Linked DNA regions of Mus musculus: region 2 is linked to region 1. Evidence: chromatin loops called from intact Hi-C (ENCODE). Cell type or tissue: heart. All regions are shown on one strand. Each heading gives the region's core, and the rest is flanking DNA. Links, peaks and the distances in the headings are about the cores only.

Region 1 (10,351 bases), core at 1,416-9,415:
TGTTTTCAGAACCAATCTATCAAGTTAGGCCAAGGAATGCCATCAGAATCATGGTTAAGAGTTACCAAATTCTGGCTTTCAAAACTTACTTGACAGCCATTTAAACTGCTGGGTTGATAATCACAGGGTGTTTGGAACTTAGTATATCCCTTTTAATGCCATGATGGAAGTGGTTCACGTGGGTCTGATTCTCCTGTGCATTGCCTGATATGCCAAAGGCCACACCACCAGAGCCACAGTTTTCAAAGGAATTTCCATACTGCTAAGATGTGGACGGCATTGTGTAAGTGGAGTTTACTGAGGATATTTGATTTTACAAATCTTTCATAAATTGCTAGATGTACAGTGAATTAAGTATGAAAGGGGAAAAGCTGATTAAAACACAAAAGCAATGAGAATGTATGTGTGTGTGTGTGTGTGTGTGTGTGTGTGTGTGTGTGTGTGTGTGTGTGTGTTAATGTGTGTGAGGGAGAAAGGTCAAGAAGAAGGTGGCTCCAGGGGCACTCTAGTGTGCACATGTGAGGAAGGCATTGAACAGTCTTTGTCCCATTAAAGCAGAGGAGACAGCCAGCTTGTCATGAAGTCCCTAACACTTTCAGTCTGTCTAACTGGCTCAGCCTGTGCAGACAGCCACATGTGTTCTGTAGGTATCAGAGAACGACACATGCCTGCAGGTGGCTTGAGCACGGGAGCACAGGAAGCAGGCCTCCTTGGTAGGTTTCTCAGCTACCCAGCATCAACTGGGGTTGGATGCTGAGGCCTCAGTCCCTAGTCCAGCTTGGTTTCCCGAGTTCCATGCAGCACACAGGTTGATGATTCATTAGGTGGCATTTTACTATCCTGCCCTGGAAAGCTGTCTCTTGGACAACTAAGCTACTAGACTGCTCCCACTCCTGCATGCAAGTCCTCAGCTGGTTCATTCAAGCACTCTCCACATGTTCCTGGAGATGCCTGGAACCCGGCCACTGAGAGTATCTTGGGAGACTGTAGATCTCATTTTGCTGTTACCGTGTTGCATGTAGGTGCTAGTGAAGTGTGACTAAAAGCTTGCCTCATTGCCTGAATTAGAATTGCATCTTAGTTGTACTGCTGAGTACACTGAGAGTCTCTTGCTACAACTTGACCCATGCCCATGCCCACAGACCACCCCCCCCATCTTCATAAAGTAGAATCAGAGGAAGTCAATACTGTGCCAGGTGGTCTTTAAACTTCGGGGTGCATTGAGGCCCTTGCAAGCAATGGCTGATGTAGCAGATGCACACATCAGTATATGACCCATGAAATGCAGACTAAGTTCTATAAGTCCAGTGGCCCTGCAAGAGCAGCTGCTATCCTTTAACACTCTGATGCAGTCAGGATTGTTGGAAAGACTGATATTTCCTTTTCCATTATCTAATCTTGAAGGCATAAATGAAGACGGAGTTTGCCACTCAAGCCTCCGCTCTTCTGTAGAACTCTTCCAGCGACGGGATTAACATCTGGACAGTTCTGTTCCACATTCTCACCCTCTAGCTTAGGGTCTTGTTGGCTTCCAAGCTGTGATGTTTGCATCTTGTTTTCTAGTTATGGGTTAGACCTCAAGTCACCATAAGGACTGGGCAATTCCCATCTTGTTGCTCTTCCTGTGGTGGTTTTCTTAGAAACAATTCCTCTTTCATATCTATCTTCAAAAGATGATGTTGATTTTTCTCTCACCACCATCTCAACATCAATAATAAAGTAAAGCAAGGGGCTATAATGACCTTTCATGGATCCTCTGGAGTCGTTTAAACAAATACCCTTGGTTGTGTTATTTCTGCCATTACAAATAAACAGGAACAAAATATTTATGACTGAATATAGCTTTGCTGCCTTACTGTCTGCCGTCATCATTCTCCCTAATACAGCTGATAATTCACAGAGCAGCTAAAATTACCAGTATTCTTCATTAAATGTAAAAATGATCATCTTAACTTTGAGTGGACCATGCCATACTAAGTCAGGCAGAGAGAGAGAGAGAGAGAGAGAGAGAGGGAGAGAGAGAGAGAGAGAGACAGAGTGAGTTAGTTTAGCAGTTCCTGGAAAGCACATTATCTTCAGCACGTGTAGGTGATGATGCCATGGGCTGCATGAAATACAGGTTTAACCAGGCGAGCGGCATACATTGGTGGTGAAAACAAATGGCAGACTGTAAGAAGTGCTCTCAAGAGTTCTTCTGCTCTTAGTCAGCTGAGTCAACCAAGCGATTCACTATTTCCTATGTGCAAACGAGGACTAAAGCAAGCTCCTGGAATATATGACAAAATTCTTGCTAACTTTTCTGATAATGAGCTCTGATTTTCATATATATATATATATATATATATATATATATATATATACATACACACATATATATATATATACATCCATCAATATGAATATATATGGCATATATATATACATGCATACATATGTGTATGTGTGTGTGTATGTGACAAATGGAACAAATGGGAGGTAAGAAATTGTAAGTCTTTTCTGTAGAGAAAAAAGTCTTTAGAAGGCAGTGGCCCTTTCCCCTGGCCCCCATCGCCTGCAAACAACTTTAAATAATCTAAGAAAACTCTAAATAGGTTTGATTTCCATTTGCCGTTCTTTCAACCAGCACTGATTACTTGCCAGTGTCACGTCATGAGGTATAGAGTGGGTGTGGTTGCACATAAACAGACCACGGATAGAGTGTAATATCAGCACATGGAAATGAACACTGGAAGTGTGTGCAAGGCAAGGGACACTTTACAGCATGACATATATTGCCGAGTTTCCACGATCTTACTGTTGCTGGCTCTCACACCAGTATTTCAAATGAGCTAGTCCCTTCTCACTAGCAACTTTTTTACAGACCAAGGAAGAGAGTCTTGGCAGAATTGAGGCACTTCAGAAAGATGTTGTAGGAAGTAGTAGCAGGCACATGACTTCAGTCCCAGCTGTGGCCTGGAGTTTAGACAAAATTCATGTACTTGGAGAAGTGAGAGCATTGTAAGGATGAGCATCAGGGGCCCAATGTGGTGACATCACTCTTTGACTGCTTGGGAATTTGCCCTTGATTCATTGCCCACTTCCAGAAAGCGTGACCTGGAACCACCATCCCACAGCCCAACTGTCTGCTACCACAGAATATCCACAATCCTTTTCTAAACATAATACATTATTATTTTAATAATAACAAGCAAGTACAGAAGAGAGGCCTTGAGTATGGCCTCTTTGAACAGCTTCATAATTTCATTTGAAACAGGAAGTTCACAAGAATGGGAAAAGTGGTCAGTGGGTAAAGCAGTGACCTGCATTGGATCCCCAGAATACACATAAAGGTAGACTGAAAAAGCTGACGCCACAAAGCTGTCCTCTGATCCTCACATGCAACCTGTGGCAAAGGTAACTGCCCACTCTTGACATCGCATACACCTATAATAATTTCAATTTTAATATGAGAGCAATCTCATTTTATCCTTTGAAAGTGTTTACACTCCTCTGGCTTTCCCTTCTCTTCTTACTGCATGATCCTTAAAAATTGGATATTTTTAAATCAGCTCATACTAGGGTCTTTCAGCTTTAAAAGAAACATAGCCAGCTCTGGGCCAGCAGAAACCCACTATCCAACTTGCCAGTAACTTTCTGGGATCAGGCAACTCTTCCTTCATTGCCTGCATCACACAAGAGGAGAGTTGAGGCAGCTGGTTGCAGAGATGCTGAACTTATAGGGCCTTTCTTCTCCTGCTTCTGAAAGAAAGAATTATTTGGATGAGAGTGAGGACCAAAGAGGATGGCTATATTTCCCACTCCTACCTTTGGTACCCAGTATGGAAATAATTCTCTCAGAGACTACCTTGATTGGGACAGACTTGGCACAATTTACCAGTTTTAGGTTTCAGGTGAGAAGAAGGTAGGAGATGGTGAGGATTTACAGGGACTTACTAGAACCCCAGCACCACAGAGCAGAAACACCCCCATATTAAGAGGAATGCAGCCTTGGAGTGCTTAACCTGGATATAGAACTTGGCCTCTGTACAGACAGCTGGGTGGTCCAAGACAGAGTGTCCAAAGGGTTTAGCAAGTTTGGGCCTGGCATTTTGGCATACCCCATCTGTTAGGTGGGGCCAGAAGCAAGGAATTCTAGGCCACAGGCCAACTCAGAAGTCAGACAGGCCTGGGGTTGGCATTATAAGGTCTGTTTGTGAGGACATGGCCATTGCTCACTCAGTCCTGCTGAAAGGGGGCTAGGGCAGCGGCCAGGAACAGACCTTTTCTCAGCTGAGGTAGTGTTCGGGCCACAGGTAGGTCCCTAATTGGGATTGAAGCTGAGCTTTCTGTACCTTCTTGCTCCAGATAGATTTCAGTTGGTGTCCTTTGACATCACTGCTGAAAGCCTCCTGTCACCTTCACAGCTTTGGGCTGTGCATGAACATAGTTTCCATGGGGACCACCACTGTCTCTTGGTGTGGGACACACATGTGCTTCTGCTCTAGGCTGGTGTTTCAAGAGTTAGCCAGCTAGCTTGTTTGTGTTTCTGTATTCCTTTGTCCAGGGGCAGGGAGATGTGTCCTCTTGTGACACAAAAATATTGAGAAAAACTAAAACAAAACAGAAAACCCCTAAGTTTCCTTTCACCTTCCCTTCTGCCCCTATTTCCCTTTTCTCGTGCTCACCAGCCTGCCCTGTCTGCGCGGTGAGAGCTTCCAATACCAAAGAGCCAGAGCGCCTCGGGTGAGGAAATACAGCTGCTGCTTTTCTCATCAGCGCATGCTCAGATTTCTGGTGTAGAGAGATCCTTGACGATGCTCGAGAATAGGGCCGGAAAGTTCAGGCACAGACTCATGATTATTTCAACAGTGGCTTCTCCGGGGTCCCTAGTCTAGCAAGAGTGCGTGCTTTAGCTGGAGAGCTTCCCTTCTCCACTTCCACCTCAAACGTGGAGGGCTTTTGTCTGTTTTTAAAATAGGACGTTCTCCTTGCCGCTCGGAGGTAAGGTGGGGCAAATTCTTCCAAGGTTTTGCATTGCAGCTTTACAAAGCCCTAAAGCTCGTAGCTTCCCATTCTTGTGAGCTTCCTGGGTTGGTGGACACTTACAATTCGACTTCTTTGTTTCAAGGCTTTCACACAGAGCCCTGCTTACTTCCTCTGACTCAGGTGTACAGATGCACCTCCCTGTGTGTCTTCCTTCTCTGCAGAGAAAATCAGATAAGACTGGGGGGGGGGGGCGGGGGGGGGGAGTTTGCAAGGCTGTGATGGCCTGTAGCAATGAATGAGGAAGGGTTGTTGACACCCTTCAAGGGTTTCTAGAGGTCAGGGAAAGGCCTGGTTTGACGTTATCTTATCTTAGGAGGTTAAAAGGGAAGGGTGGTGCTGGCATGATTAGGAGGTTAGCCCGGTGTCAGACCTGAGTTCAAATCTACAAAGGCCTGTATGCCTTATCTGTGGCCCGTTCCCAGAGTAAAACAGGACTATTCACAGAGGCTCCCTGAAGGTTTCTGGTCTCTGTACAGCCAGAGTCTGCAGTTAACGGGCTATTTCTGCCAGCTACTGAGACACTTAGTAAATCACAATGCCAGGATAACTCAATCTTGATTTTGATTTTAGTCTTTTGGTGTTGGTTTTAGGAGTGGGGGTTTTCCTCTGAAGCACAGCCTCTGACTTCACACTCAAGTGGTTCTCTTGCCTCAGCCTGAGCACAGGGACTGGAGCTATGACAGCACACGCCCGGCTTTAAGGACTTCTTTTTTTTTTAAAGGATGCTTTTTGTAGTTATTGTTTCGAATCATGAACAAATGAATTTTAACTTCTAAAATTTTCACAAGTATTATTTTATCTAAGATCAGTGCCACACCTGGTATCAGATATCAAGTGAGTGTTCTGGGACCAGTCCCTTTCAGCCTTTCTGTCAATTCTGACTACCCGGAACAACTTTTCCTACACGTCCTCCACAGGACACACCTTTCTGCTGGAGAATTTTTTTTTTTTTACATGACACAGTAGTGGAATATTTATTGCCAATAATCACATAAGACATTTATTCCAAGGGAATTCTTTGGTATACATATAATTTTACCATTTTGTTAAAGATGAAAGCAAATTTGCATAGTCATGAAATGGACAAGACTGGTGTTTGGCTCAGTGGAAGGGAGATTGCCCAGAATGTTTTGGCTGTAGGTTCAATCTCCAAGTGGATGCACTTGGTTAGTCTTACATTAAGAATGAAGTTACAGCAGGGATCAGAGTCTTCAACAGTTTTCAGAGCAGATTGATAATTCTACTTTATAACCATCAATGCTGAGAACACTGCTTTATATAGATACGTAAGATAAAGTAGCAAGAGGTTAGGGCCATTTCAGAAATGTCCCTGACCGATAGAAATTCTGTCCTAACCCCAAATGACGTTGTAGAAATCTTTATTTTTATTTTTATAGTTGTGTGTGTAGTAGGCAAGTCTGTGAAGGTCAAAAGACAACTTTGCCGAGTTGGCTCCCTCCCACCTCGTGGATTCTGAGATGAGGCTCAAGTCCGCAGGCTTGCCAGCCACTGCACTTAGCACTGAGCCATCTGGCAGGTCCTCAGTTCATCTTTTTTTTTTTTTTTAATGGAAATCAAGTTAGCAACTCAAGCAGCAGTTTTTAAAACGAAACACAATGTAATCCAGAGATAGCTAATCTGATGCATGTTGAGCATTGATGACAAGAAAAATACTGCATTTTGTTTTCCATAATTAATATTATGTTTCTAAAGGAGCAGAGCCCTTCATGTGGGCATGTGTGTACATGTATGTGCGAGCATGTTTGTGCGCATGTGCATGTGAATGAGTGTGTGCATGTGTGTGCATGTGTATGTGTGGCGAAAACTTTAGAAGTTTTAACAGCAATCTTGAGTTGCATCTGGAGTGGTTTAGGCTTCATTCTTTGTGAGTTTTCTTTTTACTAAATGTTTTTGTTGGCTGTCCAAACCAAGGCTGCAGTGAAGTTTCACGATGCAACATGGTCAAGTGCTCCCACAAGCGCCTGAGATTCATTTGACATTGAGTTTTAATAAATTTTTAATTATTTTATGTTTTTAAATGTTTTACTATAATACACACACACACACACACACACAAAACAAGTTTTAAATTCAGTCACATGATCTCATAGGGTCATGACCCACCATTTAAGAAACTATCATCCGGATGAGGATGAAAAGCCATTTTCTTATAGTGTATCTCATTTTTCTATCTTAAAGAGAATTCTGTCCATGTTAATCAAACAAACCCTCTGTTTCACAACAGGACAACTTACACATTAACCTGTCTCACGAGGGACCTAAGAGCCTGTTCTGTGTTCTCTTTTATATGTGTGTTTTCCCTTTCTGTAGTTTCTGTTATCCATACTCCAAAAAACATTAGGTGGAAAGGTCCAGAAATAAACAGTTGATAATTATTAAGCAAATTTTATTGCAATCTACTGTTTATAGTTGTTTAATTTCATGATTAGTTGTTGTTAATCCTGTCTGGTGTCTACTGTACAAGATGAGCTTTATTTTAAGGATGTGTGAAGCGGAGAGAACAGTGCGCACACACAGAGGCCTCAGGAGCTCCTGGCTTCTTGCAGCTGCTGGTTTGTTAAAGGAGCCTATGGGGATTAGGGAACCCTGAAAACTTCTCTCCCCATTATCACTGTGCCCAGCAGCTGCCTGGTTTTGTGATGGGCTGTTTAGGCAGCATGGCTACTTATTTTCCTCTGAAGCACACTTACTTAAAAAGCACACTTCAGGGTTCCTTAAGAAAAGGGGCAGGGGTGGGAGGGGGACAGGAAAAGAAAAAAAAAAAAAAAGGAAGCATGAAGTGATAAGAGAACAGAGTAGATGTTTTGGAGATTTAGCTCCTAGGAATGTGAGTGGAGAGAGATGACAAAGGCAGCAAAAAGTTTTGGAAGAAAGATTTAAACTGGTGTGCCTTGCTCAAAGAGGAAAATACAGAGGCACTCACTCAATGGGCTAAGCTTTGCCTGACAGGTAGCATAGCAAACATCTTTCAGCATTTCTCCCATGTGGCCAGCAAGCCTAAGCTTCAAATACAACTACTAGGTTTACTGCTTCCAGAGGGGTAGAAGACAGACTTGAGGCGGCACCCATCTTCCCTACTTAGCCTCACAATCGGATTTGAAAAGCTAAACTACTCTCTTTTTTTAAATTTTTTTTAATTAGGCATTTTCTTCATTTACATTTCAAATGCTATCCCAAAAGTCCCCCATATCCTCCCCGCCCCATTCCCCTACCCACCCACTCCCACTTTTTGGCCCTGGCGTTCCCCTGTACTGAGGCATATAAAGTTTGCAAGACCAAGGGGCCTCTCTTCCCAGTGATGGCCGACTAGGCCATCTTCTGCTACATATGCAGCTAGAGACACGAGCTCCGGGGTACTGGTTAGTTCATATTGTTGTTCCATCTATAGTGTTGCTAAACTACTCTCTTATGATACCCGCAAAGTAAGAGTAAGGCAGGGTACCAGGCATGAAGCCACAAGGGCTTTAATAGAGATGACATTGAAGCTGCTTTCTTCCACAAGTGACTCAGTTAACCTCTGGGATGCTCTGACTCAGAATCAGTTGGTGCAGGAATGCTCTTCCTTACACCAAGTGGCCAAACCAGTTCTCATGTTTCTCTTGAGGGAGATACACACATGTACCCTACACGTTTCTGGCTCTATTCGTCCAGACGGGAAGATTCTTCTTAATAGACTCATACCCATGGACAGGCGGTACAGTAGTTATGGGCCTGAGGGTAACATAAGGAATGCACTGAATCCATGTCTACAGCTAATGAAATCGAAGATACCTACTCAAACAAGAAAGTTGGAGTGTCTGGTTTTCTGTAAAAGCTCCTTTTATCTTTACTGTGTCCACTAAAGTTGCCAGTGTGCACAGTGTGCTTGTTCTGAAAGGCAAGCACTTGTACCTAATTAACTGAGTCACTAGTGTGAGTGCCACTACAAGTCCACAAAAGAGCTAGAGCCTCCCAAAGAAAACAAGCTCAGGCACTGTGATAAATGCCCACTCGGCTCAGGCACCGTGATAGATGCACACTCGGCTCAGGCACTGTGATAGATGCACACTCGGCTCAGGCACCTTGATAGATGCACACTCGGCTCAGGCACTGTGATAGATGTACAGTCGGAATTCGCTGCTTCCAAAACGGTGGAATTTTTTAGGTGGTTTTACAAGAAGAGAGTCATAAGGCTTTTATCGTTCATTTAACCTTCTTCTCAGCCATTTCTTCTTCCTCAATTATATTTAATGTATTTAGTATTTCCTAATTCTTCTTTAAATACCAGCCGCTTCATTTTTCAGAGCTTTGTCCCAATTGACTCTAAAATAATGTAACTGGACAGAGTGGAGTCTCTTCCCTCCCTGTCCATCCTGAGCCTCTTGCTCTGGGATCTGTGTGTGTGTGTGTGTGTGTGTGTGTGTGATTCCTGTGCTTTTATTCTTTGGGTTCCATCTTTAGACAGCTGTGGTCCTATTTGCCCACTGCTAACATCTTCCCTTATACCTTCTGACCACTAAGAACAGAATGAAAAGCATCCAGGGGTGCCTTGAGGGTGGATGTCCAGGAAGCTAAGGTGTCAGAGGATGGAGTTGCAACACATTACCATGCTATGTAGGGAAGAGAGAGTACCCTGAGAAAAGCTCCTACAGAATACAGACCTGCCACCTGACTTCTCCATGTCACTCAAGAACGATGTGGCCCACATGCACTTTTTAAAATGTTATAACTTCTAGAGATGTTTTTGGTGAAAATGTTTTAAGACTGTAATACATTCTGTCACTTATGAATATAACAAGTATTTTAATATGATTTGAAGCCAGTAGACACATGAGTTATAGTCCTGTGGTGTGAGTTTCTTTTTATGAAGCCCCTGCAGCATTTAGAGGGCTATTTGTCACTATGCTGACATTCCCCCATGTTACTGCTTCTTTAGTTCTTACACTTTTGACTTGTTATCAGGTTATACTTTCACAAAGCTTTCAGCCTGCAAACTGTGAGGCAGGGACCTAGAGTTGGAGGAGCAAGCCTTTAAGATGCCTCTCTGCAGCGAGCATAGCTCCCCTGGTTCTGTTCTAACGTAGTCCTTCACAGACTTACTTGTGTGGAAATCACTAGTGCTGGGCTCCGGCTCATCCTCTACAGCTGTGTAAGGAATGGGGGGTTGGAAAACAAAACAAAACAAACAATAAACAAAACCCATTCTCTTGTCATTTTCTAGGCAGCCAACCTGTAAACTCTTTGCTTCCAATTTAAATTTTGGAAACTGACTTTTATCTTATTTCCAAGTATATTCTATATACTTTAGAGAAAAGTTCTATCCTAC
Region 2 (10,351 bases), core at 1,108-9,107, 58 kb before region 1:
TGCCTACCGAGATTTGGGTGAGCTCATTTTCCAGTCGACCGCAGGGGGAGTTTTCTGCGAGGTTTCAGCTGGGGGGTGAGGGGAATCCTCTCCGAGCCCAGCGAGCTGAGAGCCCTGCCTGGGATGTGAGGTTTCCAGCTGCTCCGAGAGCTACTGTGACTGAGCAATCTAAGCCACGAGAGCCGGGCGCAGAAACATAAAGAGTAAAATAACCCCCACTAGATAGAGTAGCTGAAGAGTGAGAATAAAAAGACTCAAAAAACAATTTTAAGTCCAGGGTGTGGTATTTCAAGAGAGAAAGTTAAAAACCACTGGCTGGTTGGAGACTTTAAGTTGTGGGCAGGGTCAGCTTTTGTCTGAAATCTCAGCTTCCGAAGTGGATTTCTTTTTCTCTGGAACTGGGAGCTTTCACGGGGCTGGGTTCGGAGATAGACAAATTGAGAGATGGAGGTCTGGGAGGCCGGCTCCGGGCGTCGCCGCTGAAAGAGCTGGGGGTGGGGGGTGGGAGGGAGCGCAGCGTCTCCAGGCCCGAGCAAGGCCGAGGCTGGAGCCCCTCGGCGTCGCCCAGACAAAGGCAGCCCCAGCCGCAGCGCAGCGGAGCTCTGCAGCTTCGCCGCGCCCCGGGCGCACGGCTAAACTTGCCGGTAGCGCAATCGAGAAAGAGCCTCGGGTCCCGGGGCTCCCAGGCCCCGGCCGCCCGCAAGGTCTGGCTGCTTGGTGCCCGCGTTGAGTTTCGTTCTCCAGCGGTCATAAATAGCTCGGTGTTTGTAAACAAGCGCTGGGGGCACATTCCCGGCGCTCGGCTCATTGTTCCCTCCCTTCCTCCCTCACTTCGCGCGGCGGCTGGGGCTGAGGGCTGCAAGAGAGGAGGTGGGGACGTCCGGACTCAAAGTGACAAAATGCAAGCATTTCCTTTCCTCCGGCCCTACGTCCACTTCTGACAGCGGGGGGAGAAAAAAAAATAAAGAAAGAAAGAAAAAACCCAAACCAAAAGAAAAAAAAGAAAAGAAAAGAAAACCTCTAAGCTGAGTCTGCAGAACGCCCGGGCGACCGCTACCCCACGTTCTCAGGACTCTCGAGCGGAACCTTTTCCAGTCCAGTTCCAGCTCCTCTTCTTGCTCTGGCTTTGACTTTTCTCCTCCGGGAGTCTAGCAGAGAATCCAGTACTTTTGGCATCACCCCCACCCCGAAAAATACTGGCAGACCCCAATAATTTCGAGGAAAGTCTTGAAGTCTTTCATGAGCGGAGCCCTGAGCGAATTAACTCCGGCATCTGCCTGCCCTACGTTTATTCCCGATTTATTTCAAGCGTCCGCTTTGGGAAGAGAGGCTGGAAGGGGACGTAAAGCCGGCGGGTTGGGAGCTGCAGCCTGTATTTGTGTGCATGTGCCCTGGGTGTGTGGTGTTAGTGCCTGGGCGTGCGAATTTGTGGAGTGTCTTTCTGCCTCTCCAGTGCGGCCAGAGCTCGCTTCGCGCACCCACCCCTGCCGAGGAGCCTACTTGCTGCAGCCCAATGCATTGTGTAAGACGCGACCTGTTATGGCCACCACTACTTCCGGGTTCTAGCATTCTGGTCGGAATCCACCTCTCCGCCTGTGCAACACACACTTTACACACGCACGGCGACTGCAAGCGGGCAGCATCGATCGTGGCTCCTTTAAGACAAACTCAGACAGACATTTTTTTAACCCTCCTCTCTAATCTCCCTTCAGTGCAGCAGTTGCAAAGAGGGAGAGAGAAAGAGAAAGAGAGCGAGAGAAGAGAGAAACTGATTAGGAATTAGGACTGATTCAAGGAAAGCGGGCGCTAGGGCTTTGTGCATTTGAATATTAACATTTGAGGTGTTCTGACCAGAAGAAGACAGAACGGACGATCATTCATTCACCACGTTGACAACCTCGCCTGTGATTGACAGCTGGAGTGGCAGAAAGCCATGAGATTTGGTAGTTGGGTCTGAGGGGCGCTCTTTTTTTTTTTTCTTTTTCTTTTCTTTTCTTTCTTTTTTTTTAAACTGATTTTTTTGGGGGGGAGAGAAGATCTGCTTTTTTTTTCCCCTCCCACTGCTGTCTTGGTGGAACCAGAGCGCTTTTATGCTCAGCGACGCGGGCGCCTTGCTTCAGGTCCGGTAGACCGAAGATCTGGGACCAGTAATTCACACTGCTGGAGACGCAAAGGGATTTTTTTTTGTTATTGTTGTGCTTTATTTTTTTTTCCGGGGGAGTTTGCATATTTGTTTCTTTTCACACTGGCCTTAAAGAGGATATATTAGAAGTTGAAGTAGGAAGGGAGCCAGAGAGGCCGATGGCGCAAAGGGTACGTATTAAAAGCAATTGTGGAAGTCAAATGTGAGATTAAATTGAAACGTGGCTGAAAGACACTGCTACTAAGTTTCCTCTTTTCTTTCTCTCTTTTTGAATGAGGATCCTAAAGCCGCGGCCTAAATCGACAGTTTTACTTAATGCGTTTGCAGCCTTATGCATGTTTCTTGTGGTTAATTCAAGTGATCAAGTTGTCTATAGATTCCTAGCCAACAGCTATATAAATAAAAATACAAGCTCAAGGAATCACCTGTTTTAAAAGATAAAAAAGACAAGGGGGAAGATGCTTCATATCCAGTGCTGTAATTTAAGCATTTAGGGACCAAAAGTTTAAAGCTATGTTTAATGAAAATGAACAGCTGAGAACTTTTGCCTCATTATCGATTATATTCATCTTCAGTATCAGTAGAAATGGGGAGCATTTTCCGCTAAGTAATGTCCTGGTGCAGTGAATTTTTGGTTGGAAAAACATTCCTTTTATAAAAGTAATTTTAATTTGCATGGGATTTTATGCAAGATAATAAGTTTGTAGATTTTTTCCTTAGCTAAGTTCTGTACTAGTTAGATACTAAATACAGAGCTCTCACTTTTAAAATGCAATACTAATTTCCCCAATATTCCTATTTGAATGAAAATGCCTTGAAAGTAAACTGAGACAATGATGCCCCCGCAGAGGTGGCTTCTTAAAAGAAAGGGGTCTACAAAAAGGCTGCCTTGCATAATTTGTGTCTTGGCCCTCAAAGCCCCTTTTGGAAAAGAAAGTTACTAGAGGACACATTTTTCTTTATTCTCTTGGTTCAGACAAATGTCAGCCTTCTTCCAAACTCTTCCCACCTCTGGCTTTAAGAGGTTGAAAGTGGCAATTCCCCTCTCTTTGGAAATCATTTCCCTCTCAAGATTTCCAAATCTTAGAAAAGTAACTTGCTTGAAATAAAACAATCAGAAAAATCCAAATAGCTGAATTTATCACAGACAGTAATGGCAATCAATTTGAAAGCAGCCCCCCCCCCACACACACACCAGAGATTTGCATGTGTATTTTGCTTTTGAATCTGCTTAGAAACTAACACATAGCAATTGCTTCCTTGACTTCAACTCTAGGGAGAAAGTTTGTGAAGGTTAAAAAAAAACAAAACAAAGTAGAGTATTAGTTGCTTCCTTTATAGCTTTCTTTAAGCTTGGAAACAGCGTTGTCCATGTGTATGTTCAGCTGTAAAAGGCAACACAAGCTGCCTTGTGCACACTGCGGGATAACATATATGGGGGGCAGTTCGTTTTTGTATAATTTAGCAGTTTGGAAAAGCAAGGCAAACATAGTGTCTTACAGGACTGCCCAATTCCATGCTGGCAGGGAAGTAAAATAAGAAGCCTTTCAGAATTCACTGCTTGGCACAACTATTCCCATCATAACTTTTAAAAAATACCCCACCCCCCAAGTGAAGGCTGTGTGAAGCAAGGCGGGTCTGCTACACTGTTCCGGCACGTTTTATTGTTGTGATTTTCGGTTTCCACCTCCAGAAACATGCATGTTTTACCTTCCGCCTCCGGGAGAATGCCTCTCTGCCTTTCCTTTTCCTTCCTCCCTCCCTTCCTTGCCAAAAGATTTTGGATTTCTGAATTGGTCTATATGGACACAAGTTAGGACAGGAACCTTCATCTCAGATGACTCTCACTGAGAATTCTGGAGCTCTTACTGTTAAAATTAATTTTTACAACAGAACGCTCAACTTTAGAGATGTAAGGCCAGGGAATTCGGGTTGAAGGATCCTGTTGTACTGATCTAAGCTCGGTGCCCTAACGTTCCCGGTTACCCGCCTGGCCTCTGACCCTTTTTTTCTCTCCTGTTTGTCATGCAGTACGACGACCTACCCCATTATGGGGGTATGGATGGAGTAGGCATCCCCTCCACGATGTATGGGGACCCGCATGCAGCCAGGTCCATGCAACCGGTCCACCACCTGAACCACGGGCCTCCTCTGCACTCGCATCAGTACCCGCACACAGCTCACACCAACGCCATGGCCCCCAGCATGGGTTCCTCGGTCAATGACGCTTTAAAGAGAGATAAAGATGCCATTTATGGGTAGGTATAATGGGCAGGAGTTAAGGAGTGAGGCGCGATGCTTCCCCCATTTCCCAAGCCCTTGCAACCGGAAAGTCAGAGCACTCTAGATTAGAGGTACAATTCACAGTGCGTGGAAACTGGTTTGGGGTATAGCGGGGGAGCCTCCTCCCGATTCAGCGCCCGGCTTGGCCGCCACGTTGGTCGCAAAGGAGTCCCAGTGCTGGAGTGGCCGTCTAAAGATTCCGAATCCCCTCTCAGACTCGAGTCAGCAAATCTGAGATCTTGCTCGCTAGACTTAGCTCGAGCGTTGGGGAGTTTCTAAGGGTAGGCGCCTTAGTTTAGGGAAAATCTTTTAAGCCATTGATTGTTCTGACTTGCGGAGTTTACTCAGCCACCGCATGCCGGTTCTGCCGGTGCACAATAAAGTCAGAGGGACAGCTGCAGGTCAGACAAGGGGAACATGTCTTGCTTTAAGAAGTTTGTTCAACTGAAGTCAAGGAGAGGGGCCGCTCTGAATTGACACAGACATTTAGAAACTTCTGGGTGTTTTGTCAATCTGTGTTCAAAGGCAAACCTGCAGGATTTAACAAGAAATGTTTGTGGGATGCTCTTCCGGGGGCTCTCTGGCCAGGGCTTACTGTGTTCCGTCGGCCATTCTATTAGAGCTTCCACTAGAAAAGCCTTTTGAAAGTTACTTGTGCTTCTCTGTGTGCTGACGATTTGAGGGGGAAACTCCCCCCACTTTTATTTTTAAACTTTGTAATAACTTTTATTACACTTTTCTCTTTAAAAAATACGTAATGCGGAGCTTTCTGGTTAGGGGGGAAATCTTTGTGCTTTATTTTCTAGTCCCTTGCGCGGTGGGCTTGCTTAAAACCTAGCCTTCTCTCTGCAAATGGTTTAAACTCCATTTGAGGAAGCTTTGAAAAGGACCCCAAACTGTTAAATTCCCAGCTGGGCTGTGAGAGCTAATAAAAAAGGCTCGAGACTCCTGGAGCATTAAAAGTCTTTTTTTTTTTTTTTTTTTTAAATGGGCTGAGACGAGCGACATCTAGGCCTTTTAGATGCCAGTCGCTTTACCACTCCAGGCGAGATGGAAGGCTTGAATGTAGAATCATTTGAAGGAACTTTCCTTGGGGGATTATGGGGAGCGTCTGCGAAGGGAGGGCACTGCCGGGGAACCGGGAAAGACCTCTTGCTACTGGAGGGCTGTGCGGCCAGGGTCCGTAGGTGCAGCCCTGTGACAGTCCGTTCTATATCCACAGAGGCCCTTTCCTCAAGTTTGCTGCGCCCCTGCCACCAAGATCCCCTTAGCCTGGGATTTTGGGCCGAGCCTCCGAGGAAGGTAGAGAGGCTGGTCCTCTCCCACCCCGTGTCCCCTGCGCCTTCCCCGGGCACCCGGTCTTGCCTGTGCGGCGGAGGGACGAGGGTTTGTCGCGGTGCGAAACTTAATTCAAAATGGCTGCTGGAACCGCTTGGGTTTTATTCGTAGCAAATGTTGCCAATTTCTTCGGCCAGATATGCTGAACCATTCCACAGACACGGTCCAGGGCTCTGGGCCTCTGAGTTCAGAGACCCAGGAGTAAGGGGGAGGTGAGCCGTCACCTGGGCGGAGGGTGAGAAAAAGGGCAAAAGCTGATCAGATCACCCAAGGGTCTCTCGGCCTCGAGCTACTCGGGTTGTTTCTCTTGGGCGCCTTTTTTTTCGGTGACTCTGGACTAATCATTGTGTTGTTTGTGACTGTTGTATTTTCTTGCAGACACCCCCTCTTCCCTCTCTTAGCACTGATTTTTGAGAAATGTGAATTAGCTACTTGTACCCCCCGCGAGCCGGGGGTGGCGGGCGGGGACGTCTGCTCGTCAGAGTCATTCAATGAAGATATAGCGGTGTTCGCCAAACAGGTCAGCAAAACAAATATTAAAAAAAAAAGAGTAAAAAGAAACAAAAATAATTCTGTCCGGGTTCCCTGCGCGCACACATGCACACACATAGAAACACACACAGAGAGATAGAGAAGTAGATGTTTAGAGAGAGCAATTTCTCAAAGGTAGCCAAAAGTAGTCTCCCTTAACCCACGCGTGTTACTGCCTCCCTAAGATTTGCTTCCAGTGAATGTGTTTGCCAGACCATCACCCATCTTCCCACCCACTCACCGTCCACAAGTTGAGGTCAGAAGCTCACTCGGGAAAGAAATCACGAACACCACGCTATGTGGCTGTTTTGGAGTGGCAGGCGGGCAGCGTTCCGCGTAAGTGGAGCTCTAGCTGACCGGAGAGAGCGCTCTGGGCTGGTCTCAGGCCTACTGGGTTCACACTGAAGTGTTTCCGTGAGGGACGAACTTGAGCCAAGAGTCCCTCCTGGAGGTTCCATCCTATCCCTAACAGTGTAAAGGAGGCAGGACAGTAGGAAAATGAACAGATTTCATTTTGTTTCATTTTTTTCTTTCCCCTCTCCTCACTTGTATTTAGATTCGCGCAGAAAAACCTCTATTCTCTTCTAATCCAGAACTGGATAACTTGGTAAGAGTGACCCCTCACTCCCCTCCCTATCTGTCCACCCCACTTCTATCCCCCATCCCTGAGCTTTCCAGACTGGTCTGTCTGTAGCTGCAAGTCGACTGCAAACGTTTTCTGTCCACAGACAAGTGTTTGGGGACTGGATCCCGGGGTATAAACTCATCTGAGAGAGCCCAGGAGCAGCGGCTGGGGAACGCCAGCTTTTGTTTTTTATGATGGTCAGGCTGCACAGCTCTAATCAGCCTGGGGATTTATCTTCTAGCCTGTCAGCGTGTGTGCTTAAACCTTGGGACTTCCAGCCTTATTGAGCCTCGTTCACTAGGGCCATGACGAGGGCCGAGCCCCCAGACAACCAATTGGCATCAAAGGTGTATGGACAGAAGGCAGAAAGAATTTTGCAAAGTACAAACCCACTGTTGGGGGAAAGTAGAGAAAACTTTCACATAACTTCATCACAGGAAAAGTGTAACCCAGACAGTGGCCCTTTGGGGTTGGGGTGGGGACTTTAAGACTGGGGAGGAGGGAGCCATGGGGGAGGAGAGTGTTTATGATCCCCACTTAGATGTTTTGTTGTTGGTTTAGCCATTTTTTCTCCTTAAGAAATATAAACCTCTAGATGGTACCCAGTTGCTGCTATTAAGTTTTAGTGTTATTGCCATAAATCAAAATAACTCTATTTATGGGGGGAAGGGTTGAGTTGGAGATGCTAGAGCTGTGACAGCCAATTTTCTGCAAACCAGGAATGGAGTATTTATTCTTGCTGTATCTTTGCAGATGATTCAAGCCATACAAGTGTTAAGGTTTCATCTGTTGGAATTAGAGAAGGTAAATTCCTGATTTCCCTTCCCTACCCTTTTATCCCAGCACACAGAAGGGAGGCTTCAGAGGGACTGAAGTTTAGGCTTCCAAGAGATTTGCATAAATGTCTTGCTTTCTGGTAATTAGTGTCAAGGCCAATCTTAGCGTCCATTTCTCTTTGCAGTTTAATTACAATTTCAGCCACTAAAACCAGGATCACAGACACCTTAGCCTCATGTACCTTGCTGGCTTTGTGCATCAGCTGCACTGCTAGGCACTCCAAGCATGTTTAGAATGGCGGAGTGAATTTTTTTTTACAAGTTAATGCCTCCCTCACTCTCTCTCCCTCCCTCCCTTCTCTCTCTCTCCCTCTCTCTCTCTCTCTCTCTCTCTCTCTCTCTCTCTCTCTCTCTTTGTGTGTGTGTGTGTGTGTGTGTGTTTACTCCTCTTCTTTGCTATCTAGGGGAGGGAAAGGTTGTTTTCCTTTAGTGAGTTTCTAGAAGATGGTTTGAGATCAGGGGCAGGTCAAACTCAGAAGGGACTGAGGGAAGGGATAAGTGGGCAATGAGCCCTAGGGAGGAGCGCACAGTTAGACCTTGCCCAGAGACAAAGCCGGTTGATGGTTGGGTCAAGTTCTCTGAATCTGTGATCCAGCACACACCTCACCTTCACATTCAAGAGAGGGTGCAGGGTAACATGATTTTGCTAGCTGTTCTATAAATCTCAGCAATAAAAACTTAATGCATTGTAATTCAAACTAACATTAAATTGCAAGCACACCAGGGTTTCTTGTGAGTTTTTGCATGTTAGGGATGCCTGGGGCCTGTAAGAGTCAGCTGCACTTAGACTGAAGTATTTTGAGTAATTCTTCTGTTTCTTCTTCCTTTTTTTTTTTTTTTATCAATTTGAAAAGTTTTGTGGCTATATCTTTTTCTTTTCTTTTTTTCATATAATGTGCAGAGGCAACTTGATTTGAGATGTAGGGCATGTATCTTATATCACCACAGTGCAGACTGTAATATGTGTGTGTGTGTGTGTGTGTGTGTGTGTGTGTGTGTGTGTGTGTGACACACTTTCCTTAGAAACTTTGGGGAACACTTTATGGTAAACTAAGTGTATGAAATTACATAGTTTACCTTAAGTGTCCCCACGCAGGTCACCTGTGTCCTGGCCAGAGCCTCAGGAGCAGATGAATTTAACATGGGTGTTGAATATGTTGTCGCCTGTGAATCAATCCTGTCACTGTCAATTTTCTGGGATATCTCTATTTTGCAAGAAAAGAAAGTTATTCCTAATTCTGAATGCGTCTGGGGGTCTCCCGAGGACAATTGCCCTGTGTGTCCCCTATTTGGAAGTTTGGCTCTCACAAGGGGGTGGACTGCACTTGTCAATGTCGTTTATGCTCTCCTGATTATATTTCCATTTTTTTTATTTCTGTCATAATGTAGGTACACGAATTATGTGACAATTTCTGCCACCGGTATATTAGCTGTTTGAAAGGGAAAATGCCTATCGATTTGGTGATAGATGATAGAGAAGGAGGATCAAAATCAGACAGTGAAGATGTAACAAGATCAGCAAATCTAACTGACCAGGTATGCGACTTTCAATTTCAACATCCCTAAGGAAAAAAAAAATCTGTATGCATATTGCTTGCTGGGTCACCACCACCTCCTTTATTATTTGCATATGATTAAGTCCCTTTTAGATACATTTCCATCAAAATGAAAATTTTTGAATAATGTGGCTATTATTGCTTCATTAAGGCTGGCTCTAGGATTCGACCTGGAGAGATGAGCTTGTAAAAGCTTCGCCTGCAAACTTGACCTGTTTCTTGTCGCTTTTAATTTTTGTCTTTATTTTATTTACCCTCCATAATAATGGGAGTGTTAACTGCCAGTGACCACCTCTGATTGTAGGTCTTTGTTCATGGGCACCCCCCCCCCATCTTGAAGAAAAGAAAAGTGTAAGGTCTGTTTATTTCTTATTTTATTAGGAATAAATCCAAGATAGGTGGTCTAAGGCAGACAGTGAGGGTTTGAAATCTAGCAAACGCTGGCTATTTTCTCGCTGTCTACACGGTTCATTAGCCTGTCTTGTCAGTTTTCCCCGGCCGAACGCTTCTAGACCTCACTGAACATTGCTTTGTGTGGTACTCCCTTCAAGCTCTCCCATTTTATTGTACTTAATAGAAAAAAAATAAAAGCAGGCCGAGGTTAGAAAAACAGATAAATATGGACTTTTCTCCTCCTCCTTCCCTCTCGTCCTCCAGCTGGTATGTGCTCTGGGCCTTCTGCTTTGGCAGGTTTTGGCAGGGTGACTGTCAAGGACGCCCTGGCGACTCCCTGGGTGTGGAGGGCAGGGGGCCACGCGGTTGCTCTCCACTGAGGCTCTCTGCTGTGCCCCCTCCTTCGGTCCTCTCTCCGGGTCCTTATTCTGCTGCGCTGCGTTGCTAAGTGGGGACGACTTTTATTTGGAGTTAGGGGTGGTGATGATTCTGTCACTGGGCCCACTGTTGCTCTCTGTTTCTTTTTCCTGTTGCTGTGTCTCTGGATTGGTCCAAATGAGTTGGGAAAGGGGAGAAAAAAAAAAAAAACAATGAAAATGAAAACCTAAGGAGGGGATGAGATGAAGCAGGGTCCTGGACAGCTTTG

The links. Hi-C counts contacts between places; a loop is a spot of excess contacts. Peaks named below come from ENCODE experiments on the same cell type or tissue, not always from the same donor. Only the 100,000 strongest peaks of a DNase experiment are listed, where the experiment ranks them.
Region 2: a loop joins it to region 1, with 6 times the contacts of the local background. A loop is called at or near these places in 6 of 42 quality-filtered maps.

The regions. Positions count from the first base shown.
Region 1 is chr11:18,952,320-18,962,670 of GRCm38, reverse strand. All of the region lies in intron 7 of Meis1 (Meis homeobox 1), which reads left to right. Among named protein-coding and RNA genes, the nearest start is that of Gm16141, 32 kb to the left of the region's middle. In heart, for the core only: no CTCF peak of the experiment used is centred there; DNase peaks (open chromatin) are centred at 4,130 and 4,740; H3K4me3 peaks cover 1,138 bases; H3K27ac peaks cover 3,356 bases.
Region 2 is chr11:19,010,183-19,020,533 of GRCm38, reverse strand. It overlaps Meis1 (Meis homeobox 1), which reads left to right and starts at 1,565. Exons shown (of 12, transcript NM_010789.3): 1 at 1,565-2,313; 2 at 4,175-4,401; 3 at 6,143-6,284; 4 at 6,852-6,902; 5 at 7,674-7,724; 6 at 9,146-9,292. The coding sequence starts at 2,302. Gm16141 (a long non-coding RNA gene) reads right to left here. Exons shown (of 3, transcript XR_381070.4): 2 at 6,537-6,760; 3 at 2,204-5,988. In heart, for the core only: no CTCF peak of the experiment used is centred there; DNase peaks (open chromatin) are centred at 1,493, 4,303 and 6,603; H3K4me3 peaks cover 8,000 bases; H3K27ac peaks cover 8,000 bases.